2 separate regions of the Homo sapiens genome follow, and region 2 is linked to region 1. Evidence: chromatin contacts called from ENCODE Hi-C data. All regions are on one chromosome and are shown on one strand. The core of a region is the stretch at or near the end of the contact, and the rest is flanking DNA. Distances in the headings are between cores, read along the strand shown. Region 1 has its middle 46 kb from the start of UQCRFS1-DT. Region 2 holds the start of VSTM2B (V-set and transmembrane domain containing 2B).

What was found. A loop is a pair of places that touch in the nucleus more often than their neighbours do. Pooled maps may share reads with other maps.
Region 2: a loop to region 1 is called in a map of Panc1, with 2.3 times the contacts of the local background. The contact joins the promoter of VSTM2B here to the enhancer-like site in region 1. A Hi-C loop is called at or near these places in 2 of 168 maps with a recorded cell type or tissue (Panc1 and dorsolateral prefrontal cortex), 8 of 37 single-sample maps with no recorded cell type and 15 of 50 pooled maps.

The regions. Positions count from the first base shown.
Region 1 is chr19:29,256,422-29,262,970 of GRCh38, reverse strand. No RefSeq gene overlaps it. Among named protein-coding and RNA genes, the nearest start is that of UQCRFS1-DT, 46 kb to the right of the region's middle. Within about 2 kb of position 2,735, at least 2 of the 41 ENCODE cell types and tissues checked have a DNase peak (open chromatin) inside an H3K27ac peak, as active enhancers do.
Region 2 is chr19:29,522,444-29,528,992 of GRCh38, reverse strand. It overlaps VSTM2B (V-set and transmembrane domain containing 2B), which reads right to left and starts at 2,999. Exons shown (of 5, transcript NM_001146339.2): 1 at 2,328-2,999; 2 at 1,598-1,782; 3 at 531-560. The coding sequence starts at 2,409. VSTM2B-DT (VSTM2B divergent transcript) reads left to right here and starts at 3,243. Exons shown (of 10, transcript NR_040029.2): 1 at 3,243-3,569. The region is part of intron 1 of LOC124904683 (a long non-coding RNA gene); the gene reads left to right.

The DNA of each region.
Region 1 (6,549 bases), core at 1,486-3,985:
CCCAACTGTTTCTTGGGTGCTTACGCAGTGGACAGGATTTCCCACTGAGGTGTCCACATGCATAGCTTCTTCTGGCCCTCCTGTGGCTTTGAGCATGCAGGAGTCATGTCATGACCACTCTGCAGTTGAGCATCTTGAGTCTTACAGGATGAATTGTCTGAGTGGAGGAGAACTTTGGGTTCATGCTCACCCACCTTGGAAGAATTTAACTCCACGCCTGTCTCACTCCGTGACTCTGGAAAAGTTATTTGAGTTATATTCCATCCTCCTGTGTCCTGATCTGTCAGCTAAGAAAACGAAATAGGACTTAGTGAGTGAATGAATGGCAGTGGCTACTACATTCTCAGTGCTAGAAAGGTGCAGGAGAAAGGTCACTTTCCATTCTTTCTATCCTTAGATTTGTGCACGTACACACATTCACACACACCAAGTTTGAGATCGTTTTGCAATTAAAAAACAAGGGAAGGCCATTTTGCATCCCTGAGCCTCAATTTCCTCATCGGGAAACTGGGGATGATAATCTAAACAATAATAATTAATAATAGTAATGGTGACAGTTTCATATTCAGCACCTTCTCAGCACCAGGTATTAAGTGTTTTACATACATTATTATGTTGTGATAATTAAATGAGGTAATGCACATAGAAGTACTTAGTACAGTGTCTGGAACACAATAAACACTCCATAAATGTTAGCTAATGTGGTGATTTCTGTATTCAGTGTGGATGATGTCATTGGCTGGTGTCTCATTCTTGGCCTCTGTTAGACACACACTAATGTACACACACAACTACACACCACTAGGGTTTAAACATCTTTTTATACTGTTTTATCAAACGATTTTATTCTTTTACTACCCAGATGAGAGTCCCTTGAGGGTAAAGGATAAATAACCTCCCAAAGTGTTTTTGCTTCTTCTTGTTGTTTTGAAACAGAGTCTCTCTCTGTTGTCCAGGCTGGAGTGCAGTGGCACAATCTCGGCTCACTTCAACCTCCACCTCCCAGGTTCAAGCGATTCTCCTGCCTCAGCCTCCCGAGTAACTGAGACTACAGGCATGCACCATAACGGCCAGCTAACTTTTATATTTTTAGCAGAGACAGCATTTCACCATGTTGGTCAGGCTGGTCTCGAACTGTTGAGCTCAGGTGATCTGCCCTCCTCGGCCACCCAAAGTGCTAGGATTACAGGTGTGAGCCACTGCACCCAGTCTTTTTCTTATTTTTCTCTACTTTTTTTTTTTTTTTTTTTTTTTTTGAGACAGAGTTTCACTCTTGTTGCCCAGGCTGAAGTGCAATGGCATGATCTCGGCTCACTGCAACCTCTGCCTCCCGGGTTCAAGCGATTCTCCTGCCTCACCCTCCCAAGTAGCTGGGATTATAGGTATGCGCCACCACGCCTGGCTAATTTTGTATTTTTAGTAGAGACGGGCTTTCTCCATGTTGGTCAGGCTGGTCTCGAGCTCCGGACCTCAGGTGATCAGATTATCTGCCTGCCTCGGCCTCCAAAGTGCTGGGATTACAGGCATGAGCCACCATGCCTGGCGTTTTTTCTACTTTTAGGATTCATCTCAATGAAAGGCCAAAGCATACACACTGCAAGTTCTTTGCCCCTGCATGCAGCCTCTGCTAAACGTGTATAACCTGGTGTCTTCTAGAGCTTGCTACCCCTAAAGAGTTTTTGAAAACATGACAGAGAGTGACACTGCTTGTCAGCTGCAAGTGCTGTCATGGCCTACTGCCTACTGATTGGTTGTTCTTCCACTCTTTGCTAAGCAGTGAGGAGACACAGTCTCTCCCCAGGTATCCTAAAAGCTGATACTCACCTTGGCTGCCTCCCAATCTGCTCACAGAATGGAAAATGCAGCCGGAGTGTCAAGCTGCTGACCACACAGATGGCATTGAGATGTTGCATTTGTGAGACTCTGGAACCACCCAGAGCCCCAGCTTATGGGGACCCAAGGGAGATTACATGCGAAGAGGGACACCCCTTATTAGTGTGAGTTATTGCATTAAAATCTGCCATTGCTGTGGCTACTAAAATGGATGGTGTAAGGATATCACACCAATTGATAAGTCAGTTAAAAAGGTGGTCAAAGAATTGTGTCTGAGTAAAGAATGCATGGACACAATAAAAGTGGTAACAGCAAAAACAAAAACTAATAAGCAAATTTAAAAAGTATTACCAGCTAATATTAGTGAACATTTACTACTCACAGGTGCCCTGTCGACACTGTTTCAGAGACCATAGATAGATGGGTGTTATTATTACCCCCAACCAGCAGGGGGGGACACAGTGCTGTAGAGAGGGAAGGTGCTGATGTTCAACCGCCAATCAGCACCACTTGCCTGTGTTGCACAACAAACAAGGCAATGGAGTTGGCATCTGAGCCCCAACAGTGCGATTTCAGAGACAAAGAGCTGCCCATTGTCCAGTGGGAAGCAAACTTGCCAATGCCTGGGCCTAGTAGGCACACACACACACAAAAACTAAATGATTTTGAATGAATGAATGAATGAGTGTTGCTGGTGGGCAGGCATTTTGTCTTCTTCAGTCTGTCTCCCCAGTGCCCAGCATATAGTTGGCTCTCAAAAAGATCTCTGTGCTCAGCCCCAACTCCCTCCATGAGCAGCCCCATGGGGTCCTCACTAGCTTCCTGAGTGCTGTCTACTTCTCCAGCACAGAGACCTGTCTGGGCTGGACACGAGGGTCGGGTCTGCTCCCAGGGCTACTCAGATTGTGTGACAGCAGGCTTGACGCTGAGCAGGCCAAAGGGCACACAGTTGCAAAAGCCAGATGGTTGTTTCTAAATCCAATTCCCTCCTGCTGCCAACCTGCTCTGAAATACAATCCATCACTCACCATGATAGATGTCTTTGAACTTGGGAACTCAACTCTTGAGAAGCAGAGGAGGGAAATTGAATACCAACCCTCCCTGCTCCCCCCAGAGAGGTTCTGTTGTTGCTGGAGGTGGTGACAGCTTGGAAAATGGTGTCACAGCTCAAATTAGTGCTGAGCAGGCATGGGGCACTGGTGTCTTCAGGGACGGCTGCTCCCACGCAAGGCTGAGACAACCTGGGACCCAGTCACCCACATCGCCATCAGCATTCCCACAGCCCTGGCTTTGGTTTGGAAATCAGACATTTCCAAGGGCATCCTGGACTAGGGGAGAGAGAACCTGCAAGTCAAGAATGGCACAATAGAAACTACAAGGGGACCTCTCTTTATGTTCCGGTTGTAAATACGTACTCATATTAAAAATGTTTGTATGTAAATTGAATTCTTATAGCACTATTTTTCTTATTATTACAGTAATGGAGGTTTGATTAGTTACAATTCTTCTTGTATCAACTAATAGAAGCACTCAAGTGAGCCCAAGCAAAAAAGATAACAAACAAAACAAAACAAAACAAAACAGAATGGATGGTTTCTAGGAGAGGGAATTCTAAGGTGAGGACGTGTTTGAGCTAAGCAGGCCTTGGAACAGGAGAGCCCTGTGGTCTAGCCTGCTGCTTTCTGCATTTGCCCTGCTCCCCTCCCACTGGTGCAAGACATTCCACTTTCTTAGCCCCTTCTCCCTCCACTAGGAGGAGCCAGCTAACTTCCCACCTTAGCTAGCCACCTGCAGAGGATCTGATTTGCCCAGGAAGGGCAAGGTGTCTGCTGCTTCTCCAGTTAGCTGTGTCCAGGGAGGATGGGGTATAAAAGGGCTGCCTTGGAGGGACTCCTCCCTGTGAATCCGTATGGTGGTTTCTGGAGAGGCGGATGGTGGCTGATTGGCTGGACAGATGTACTCATAGGAGTTCATGACAATTTTTGCTCTTTGCAAGGATTTAGGAAAATATCAGAAAGTGAAAGAAGAAAATGAAGCACTGCATTTCCTTCACTGCTTGTAGTCACGTTCTAAGATTTATTCAACCTTTTCTGTAATTTTTCTTCAGTGGTCAATGGTGAATCTTTCAGTTTCACTACCTCACAACAACTCTGTGAGCTTATTTATCCAGCTGGATTTTCTTAAGCACTTACTGTGCACCATTTGGGGGACAAGATACTGCAGAGAACAAGACAGACAAAGCTCCTGCTCTCATTGAGCTTATAAACTACGGAGAGGGTGAATCACAAGTAATGAAACAGCTAGATTATTTTACAAAGCAATAAGCACTGTGAAGAAAATGAAACAAAGAAATGAAGAGAGAGCCTGGGGATGGAGGGTGACCACAGATGGAGAGGTCAGGGGAGGCCTTGCTGAGGAAGGTGCCATGAATGTCAGAAATCATGCGGCCCTGTGCAGGGAAGAGCATCGCAGGCCAAAGGGCAACGTGCAGCCTGAACCAGCAGAACCACTGGGGACAATAAAGGAATGGGTGAGAGTCCAGGTGGCAGAGTCACAGTGAGAGAGACACAGAGTATTCTGAGACGAACCTGCAAAGATGGAAATGGGATGTGTTTGTGAAGATTTGAGCAGAGAAGTGACCTGACTCCATTGACCTTTTCAAAAGTTATGTCCAATTCCTTCACCAACCTGGGTCTTACCCCAGAAGCACCAGGGGAGCATTATAAAAAATACCTAGGCTTTATCTACCCAGACATTAAATATTAAATCAAAATATTTAGGAGTAGAGTTTGAAACTGTGTGTTTTTATTCATTTATATTTATTCAAGTTTAAAATAAACTTTATTGTACATTTTAAGTTTTAACAAACACTCCCCTGTGACCACTTCCCCCCAACTGAGATGTAGCATATTTTAATCACCCCCAAAATTCTCTTTTTTTGCAGACAATCTCACCCTCCATTCTTGGCCTCAAGCAAACACTGGGATGCTTGGAGTCACTGCAGATTAGCGTGCCTGCTCCAGAATTTCATGTAAATGGCATCAATTAGTCTGCACTCCTTGTGTCTGGCTTTTTTCACTGAGCACAATTATTTTGAGACTTTTTATTGCTGGATAACACTCCATTATATGGCCATGCCACAGCTTCTTCATCTGTTCACACTGATGGATGCTCACTTCAGTGTCAAGTTTCGCAGAAATGAAAGTGTTAGGAACATTCACACACAAGTGTTTGTATGAAAACATCTATGTTTTCATTTCTTTTTTTTTTTTTTAAGATGGAGTCTCACTCTGTTGCCCAGGCTGGAGTGCAATAGCACGATCTCGGCTCACTGTAACTTCCACCTCCCAGGTTCAAGCCATTCTCCTGCCTCAGCTTCCAAATTAGCTGGGATTACAGGCACCTGCCACCACGCCCGGCTAATTTTTGTATTTTTAGTAGAGACAGGGTTTCACCATGCCGGCCAGGTTTCACCACGCCCGGCCCTATGTTTTCATTTCTATTGGATAAATATTTAACAGTGAAATCATGGGTTTACATGAAACGTGTATGTCTTTTTCATGTGTGTTTAATTTTTAAAGAAACTGTCCATCTGTTTTCCAAAGTGATTGCACTGTTTTACATCCCACCAGCTGTGGCTTAGATTTCCAGTTGCTCCACATTCTCCAGACAGTGAATACTTTCACATTTCAGACATTCTAGCATATATAGTTATTTAATGAGTAATATTGGTCTTTCCCTGAAGTTTCTCTGTCTGGCTTTGGTATCAGAAATATGTGATACCGGTCAGGCATGGTGGCTCACACCTGTAATCCCAGCACTTTGGGAGGCAGAGGTGGGCAGATCGCTTGAGGTCAGGAGTTTGAGACCAGCCTGGCCAACATGGTGAAACCCCGTCTCTACTAAAAATACAAAAATTAGCTGGGCGTGGTGGTGCACACCTGTGAGCCCAGCTACTCGGAAGGCTGCAGCAGGAGAATTGCTAGAACCTGGGAGGTGAAGTTTGCAGTGAGCCGAGATCGTGCCACTGCACTCCAGCCTGGGTGACAGACTGAGACTCCATTTCAAAAAAAAAAAAAAAAAAAAAAAAAAACGTGATACCAAATATCTGACTCTAGTTTCATGAAGCTGGGTCAGAGTGCCATTTCTACTCTTCTGTTTTCTAGAAGAGTGAGCATAGAGGTGTACAGTTGGCATTATTTCTTCTTAAATGTTTGATTAAATGCACACGTAGAGCCATCAGGCTCTGAGCCCCCTCTCCTGTAAAGCCCTGGCAGCTGGTTTCTCCCTATAGCTACTCTCTATCATCTACCCATTCACATACCTTTTGCTGAGTCTCTCCTATGCACCAGGCCCTGGCCTGGGTGCCAAGGATTCTAACCCTGCTTTTCAAGGCTGAGGCTTGCTGTGAGCTGCTCTGCCCCTCCCAGGGCCAGGAGGGCACTGGGTGGGATCATAGGAGCTGGGTTCACTGGATCACAGCTGGTTTCTGTTGATTTGTCATTTTCATTCTTCACGAAGGCAGCCTGGCATGGTGGATCTTCTCCAAAGAGATGAATTGATTATGAAGTTAATGAAGCATCAGACCCTCTCATCTGCTGGCAGCTTGGGACTTCAGCAGAGCTTTGGGTGGGGAGGAGGGCCAGGGCGCTATCATAAAATGTGTCTGCAAAAGTATTTCTGGCAAATTGCCTAAAGAAATCTGAAAAGGGGCCT
Region 2 (6,549 bases), core at 1,750-4,249, 270 kb before region 1:
CGGGCCCCTCGCAGCCTGGCACAACCACCCCCTACCCCGTCCCCTGCAAGCCTGCAACACCCCGCACCCAGACCCGCAATCCAGGCGGAGGATAAAGGGTTGCAGCGGAGGGCGCAGAGCAGATGCTCAGGGCGGGGCAGAGGGGGCGGGAAGCTGGCGCCACGGTCGCGGCGAGGGCGAGCAGCCGCGCGCTCCCGGTGCTAGGAGGAATGCCCGCAGAGCGGAGGCTGGCAGGCGCGAGAGGCCCTAAGCGCGCAGTCCGACCAAGGGGAGTTTTACAGGTCAGCGCCGAGCCGAATTAGGGGACTCAAGCCTTGGACCCTTGATTTACACAAAAGAGAACCCGACCCTGCAACCGGCGACAGATGGCGCCCGGACACGCCGAGCAGCCACCGATGCAAGGCTGCGATCGCTGCCCTACTTGCGCGGCCCCACATGCGCGGCCGCCGCGGCTTGCTAAGGGAGGGAGCTGCGGGACCCGAGGCGGCCAGAAGGGGTCTCCCGCGGCCCGCGCTGGGCTCCACACTTACGCTGATTTTAGTTGCATCCTTATTTGTTACCTAAAATGCAAAGAGGGAGAGAGAGACGTGAGGCTCGCGGCCTTCTGGCTAGGGGAACTCGGATCCGCCTTTAGGCAAGGGCACCCTCCTCCGGCAGGCTAGGACCGAAACCGCCCGGGGGATGGGGGTTGAGGGCACAAAGGACGTCCGGCTTTCCAAGAGTTTCCCAGGAGGAAGCGGGCTTTGGAGCTAGCATGGTGCCTGACCAACGGGTGGCTGCCCTGGTGCACACCTGCCGGCTGAACTGGGGAGACTGGATGGACACCAGGGTGGGAAGGAAAGCCCCTCTCCTTCCCTCTGGGCATCCTTAGGCCCTGCCGCGTGGCTCAAAATCCTCCCCCAGCTCACTGGGAGCCGTGAAGAACTGGAGGGAGGGCCGCTGTGTCTGGACAGCACCCAGCGGGAGGCTCAGTGGGAGTAACTCTGGGTGGGACCCTGGGAGAATGTAGGTGTGTGTAGGTGTAGGTGTGTGTGTAGGTGTGTGTGCACGCGAGCACACTAGAGTGTGTAAGAGAGTGTGGGTTTTGAGGCAGACAGGCAGCGTGGGCCTGTTTTCGGCCACAGAGAAGTGGCCCCTCTGTGCCCCTGAGGGCTGGAGGTCCTGCCGGCTTTCCGGTACTCGGTTTTCTGGTGGCCTCTGGAACGCAGCCGTGGGAGCCCTGGGGTCCTCAAAGTGGCAGAGGGCGGGGAGAGCCTGATGGGACCAAGGGGGCTTCCTTCACTACCCAGCACCCATCAGAGGGCCGCAGCCAGCGAGCACGAGCAAGCGACCAGGCTGAGGTGTGGCTCTTTAGGGGCTGGGCGTGAATGGAGTTCTGGGAGGTGGTGGGAACAGCGATGCTGTCAAAATAATTGACAGGTTTGGGGGTAACCACTGCTGACTTTGAAGATGCTTTGGGATGCGAAGGTGGAAGATGGGCTGCGCCACAGGGCGGCGCCCTGCGCGAGTGAAGCCCGCTGCTTCCCTCCCTGGGTTAGCCTTCGCCGCCCCGGGCGCGAGCCGGGCGCGCGCCGGTACCGCGTGGGCGGCGGGTTACCTTGCTCCGGGCGCCCGGCACGCTGAGCGCCAGCTCGTGCAGCAGCTCCCGGGGTGGCTCCTTGAGGTACCACCACTGAATCTCCAGCGAATACGAGGTGGCTCCGCTGGCCCGGAACGCGCAGGGCATTTCGATGTCGTCTCCCTCCCGTACTGTCACATCTTTGGGGACTTCTGTGAATGCAGCTGGGGGTGGGGAGAGAGAGAGAGGCGTGACCAGCTGTAGGTCGGGGGCCTGGGGCAACCTAAAGCGAGGCAGTCGGTCTCTGGCTGGCTGGCCTTGTGCCCCCCACCCCGCAGCTGCTCCCTGGCGCACGGCCGGAGGGGCTAGCAAAGTTCGGGGAAGCGGCTGCAGGGCCGAGGCAGGGACCGGCCATCGGCTGCCTACTGCTTCCCTCCGGATGGGGCGGGGCGGCAGGGGCGACTCGTGCTTCTCCCCCGCCCCTGGCCGCACCGCCAGAGCCTGGCTGGGGCGCGCCTACTCCCGCTCCCCGCAGGCATCCTTTCCGCAGCCGGGGCCCCGGCGGGACTGGGAACGACTCGGGCGCGGCGCTGCTGCTGCGGCGACCCTTCGCCGCTCGCCTCTCCCTACCCCTCCGGGCCCAGGCTGCACAGCGGGATTGCTGGAGACCGCGAAGCTTCCCGGTTCGTTCTCTTTCTTCTTCTTCTCGGTGGCGGCCCCAGCAAAGACCCCCCCGAGTCCACAGCGGCAGCAAAGTTCCCGCGCTCACCGTCGGCCACGAAGAGCAGCAGGGCATGCAGCAGCAGAGGCGGCAGGTATCCGAGGGCACCGAGCCGGTTCCGCTGTTCCATCTCCCGCGGGGGGCGCGGTGGCGGCGGGGGCCCGGGAGCGGAGAGGCGGCGGCCGCGTGGGCTCGGATCGGCTCCGGCTCGGGCTAGGACGCCTCCGAGCCTGCCATGGCCCCGCGCGGCGCCCCCTCCCCTGGCCGCCGGCGGCCGCCAATCAGCCCCGCTCCCTCGCCGGCTTGCCCGGTGCGGCTCCGGCGGGGGGCGCTGCGCGGGGTGTGCAGGAGACGCGGTCCCACCGGGAGGCTGCTGGCGATCGGTCAGTGCCTCTCTCTGTCCGGTCGTCCACAGGACGGTGGGGATCCGCGGTTCAGTCTCTGCCCGGCGGGCCGGGCAGGGGCTGGGCCGCGCCGGGACCCATCCCTGGCCGAGGGAGTGCGTGCCACGGAGCCGCGAGCTTCTGCCTCCCTGTCTCCTTCTGGTTCTGCTCCCGATTGCCACCTCCTTCGGCTCCCGCAGCCGCCCCCGCCGGTTCCTCCGCGGCTCTTTCCGCAGGGCGAGTGGGCGCTCAGCCGCGGCGCGCAGACCTGGCGTCCGACCCAGCGCAGCGCGGGGAGAGCGGGTCCGGCGTGGCGGACCCGGAGCCGGAGAGAGGCGGGGAGAGGGGGAGGGGAGGGGAAGGGAGGGGGCGGTCAGTGGCTGGGCGCCAAGCCGCCTCCACCGCTGCATCGCCCCCGCCCTCCCCTCTCCTGCCACAGCCCGCCCCGCCCCCGCCCCAGAGCGCTCCCCCTCTCTCCTCGGGGGTCGCTCGGAGGGACCACCGTCTTTCTGGTTGGAGTACAGCCCCGCCCCGCACCCGCTTGGGTTGGGAGTCCTCCCACCCAAACTCTCCCTGGCTTCTTCCCAGTCTGCACGGCTCGAGACGGCCGCTCATCCCTGCTCCCCGTGTGTCCCTCGGTCCTCTCTGCAGCTCCCAGCCCTCAACTCCTTACCCCAGTTTGGGCAACCAGCTGCCCCGCTGTTTGGCCCAGGCCTGGGCCATGACGGATGGGTGGGCGCCCGGGGCCGCGAGAAGGGCGGAACGCTGTGCCCAGCCGGAGACTACGCTGGGTGGCGGCGGCAGCGCCGGGAGTCTGCAGTGCGCGAGGGAGAAGTGAGCGCACAGCGCCCAGCGAGCAGGTGCCTGCGGCGCGGAGAGCGCACACGCTAGCCAGCCCGCAGCGGCCGTGAGTGACGGCAGGGGCGGCGGGGGTGGGGTGGGGTGGGGAGCGCCGGGCACGACTCAGGGCCCGGGAGGTTTCCGGGAGGGGGCGGGGTTCCTGCCCCTGGATCGCGGGTCCCTGTGTCTCCACGCGCTCTTCGCCGGTCGTGGCCCCTTCTTTGCCCGGTGCAAAGCGAGATGCCGAGGCGGCAGGAAGCCGGAACCCATCCCCCGCCTGCTCTGGCGTACTCGGCATCCCGGTACCTCCCCCAGCCTTCACCCGGAGTCTGCTCCCTCCCCAGCCATCTGAGGGAGCGCGGTCTGGTCCCCGAAGGCAAATGCGGGGTGGACATGTGGTTCGGACGCAGCGCGTAGTCATAGTCATAGGGGCGAGTCCTAAGGCTCGCCTTGGGTCTCTCCTATCTCCTTCCCCCGGGAGTCCCCAGCTAGTGCGTTTCGGCACCTCTGCCCCTACCCCGGCCCCTACGCCTCAGCTCTGACCTCAGGTTGGGGTGGGGCAGCCCGGTGGATTCACGTGCCTGCTTCCCCGGCTACCAGCCTCCCGGAGGCACCGCCAGAGGATTCCCTGGGAGCCAAGGAGAAGGAAACCCAGAGGGAAAACACTCTCCAGCAGCCACCCTGGTCCAGGCGGCCAGCGCAGCACAGCTCAGAGGGGAGGAGCTGCAGGCCCTCTCCAAGGCTGTCCTCGCCAGCGGGTGCCCGGGGCCAGCCCTTCTTGCCTCCAGTGCCTGCCTTTCAGTTTCCTCGTCTATGGCCCAGGAGTCACTCCCACCCCCTGGCTCACTGTGGCTCATCTATCAAGCCCTTGTTTTCTAAGGTCTCCTGCTGGGGGCAAAGGGAAGAAGGGGGTCCTATAGGACTTTCCTCCTTTCCCTCAAGTTCCTCTCTAGGGGCTCCACAGAGGCAGTTGCCAGCTCCTTCTGTCATGGCAGGAGCTTTTCCTAGGAAATCCCATGTGCCCTTAGAAACCACTTTGGACCCCCGAATGTAAGACCCTGCCAGGCCCCATTGCTGTCCTCAGCTTCTGAAGGGAGAGGGCAGACTTGCACCGCTCTATGCAGATTCAGGACCACAGCGGGGTTCCAGGAAAGCAGGCTCATTTGGGGACTGATTCCAAGCAGGGTTCTGAAGAAAGAGCTAGCCCACTGCGCAGTGGCCCACCTGGAGAGGTAGCAGTCTCCTTTCCTGATGCCAGATCCAAGCAGAGGCTAATGCTGGAGACCAGCGATGCCCGTGGGAGAATCCCTGTAGCTAGAGGGAATTATCTGGAAGTAATTTATCCCTGTACCGCCTTGTGGGGTTGGGTGTTTCTTGCCCACTGCATGAGTTGGTATTACTCTAAGAGCGACAGATACATGTTTTCACATGCTTTCCATGTACTAGACACTTTCTAGGCATCAGTTCTCAACATGACAAAGAGATCCTTCTCAGGGAAATCAGATCCCTCTTCCACTGCTGAAAAACCCCACAGTGGCTCCCATTTCACTTGGCATAAACACCAGTGGCCTTGCAGTGGCTGCCAAGGTCAAACCATCTGCCTTTCTGCTTCCTGCTCACCCTTTTCCTTCATCTTCTCATCTTTTCTGTCTTCTCCATAGCTCACACTCCCCTAGCCACACTGTTCTCCTTCCTACAATGCAGCACACTGGGCATGCTTCTACCCCAGGGCCCTTGCACCAGCCGCACCATCTGGTTGACATGCTTCTCCCACAGATACTTGCTTGGCTAACTCCGTTGTGCTCTGGTTTTTGTCAAGCAGTCACCTTCTCCATGAGGCCCACCTGGGCCACCATATTTAACACTGCAGTCTACACTGCCTCTCCTCCCACCACCCAGCACTCCCAGGCCCTCACTCTGCTTCCTTTATTTTTTCCATTTCGCCAGCCATCTTCCAACACATGGGACCACATCCTTATTTATTGAGTGTCTTGTTGCAGGTCTCTAAGACTGTGCCTGCCTTGTTCACTGATGTATCTCTAGCGCCTACAACAGGGTCGGGCACAGAGTAGGAGCTCAGTAAATACTTGTGGAATGAATGAATGAGCTCATTTTACCTCAATCACAACTCCAGGGGTAGACATGGTGATTTCACTCCATTTTATGGTTGAAGCTCAGAAGCTTACGGAACTTGCCCAAGGTCACATAGTTAGTAAGTGGCTGAGTGACGCATCAACCCAAAGCCTGTCTTACTCTGGGGTCCTGGATCTTAACCAAAACACTAAGCTCTTCCCTCCTCCAGGTGAGCCCCTGGTCCTGATGCCTCGAGTTGGTGTGGAGAGCAAGGCCCTACCCTTGACTGATGGGAGCAAGGAGCAGCCTGAGCTAGACTTGTAGTCTCTTTCCTGTCTGTTCAGCTTGGTCTATCTGTTTTCTGCCCTGCCTTGTAGACTGTGATGAGAGCAGCTGACCCACCTTCACTATGGTTTTTTTTTTTTTTTTTTTTGACACGGTCTTTTTCTGTTGTCCAGGCTGGAGTGCAGTGGCACGATCTTAGCTCACTGCACCTCAACGTCCTGAGCTCAAGCACCTCAGCCTCCAGAGTTATCATGCTGACACCAGGAGGATTAGCCCACCATGCCTTGCTAATATATATATATTTTTTTTGTAGAGATGGGGTGTTGCTATGTTGCCTAGGCTGGTCTTGAACCCCTGGGCTCAAGCGATCCTTCTGCCTCAGCCTTCCAAGTAGCTAGGACTACAGGCATGCACCATCACACTTGGCTAATTTTGTGCTTAAAATTTTTGTAGAGGTGAGTTCTTGCTCTGTTGCCCAGGTTGGTCTTGAACCCCTGGGCTCAAGCCATCTTCGTGTCTCAGCCTTCTAAGTAGCTGAGACTACAGGCATGCGCCACCATACCCAGCTAATTTTTAAAATGTTTTTTGTAGAGATGGGGTCTTGCTGTTGCCCAGGCTGGTCTTGAATGCCTGGGCTCAAGCGATCCTTCTGCCTCAGCCTTCCAAGTAGCTAGGACTGCAGCCATGCA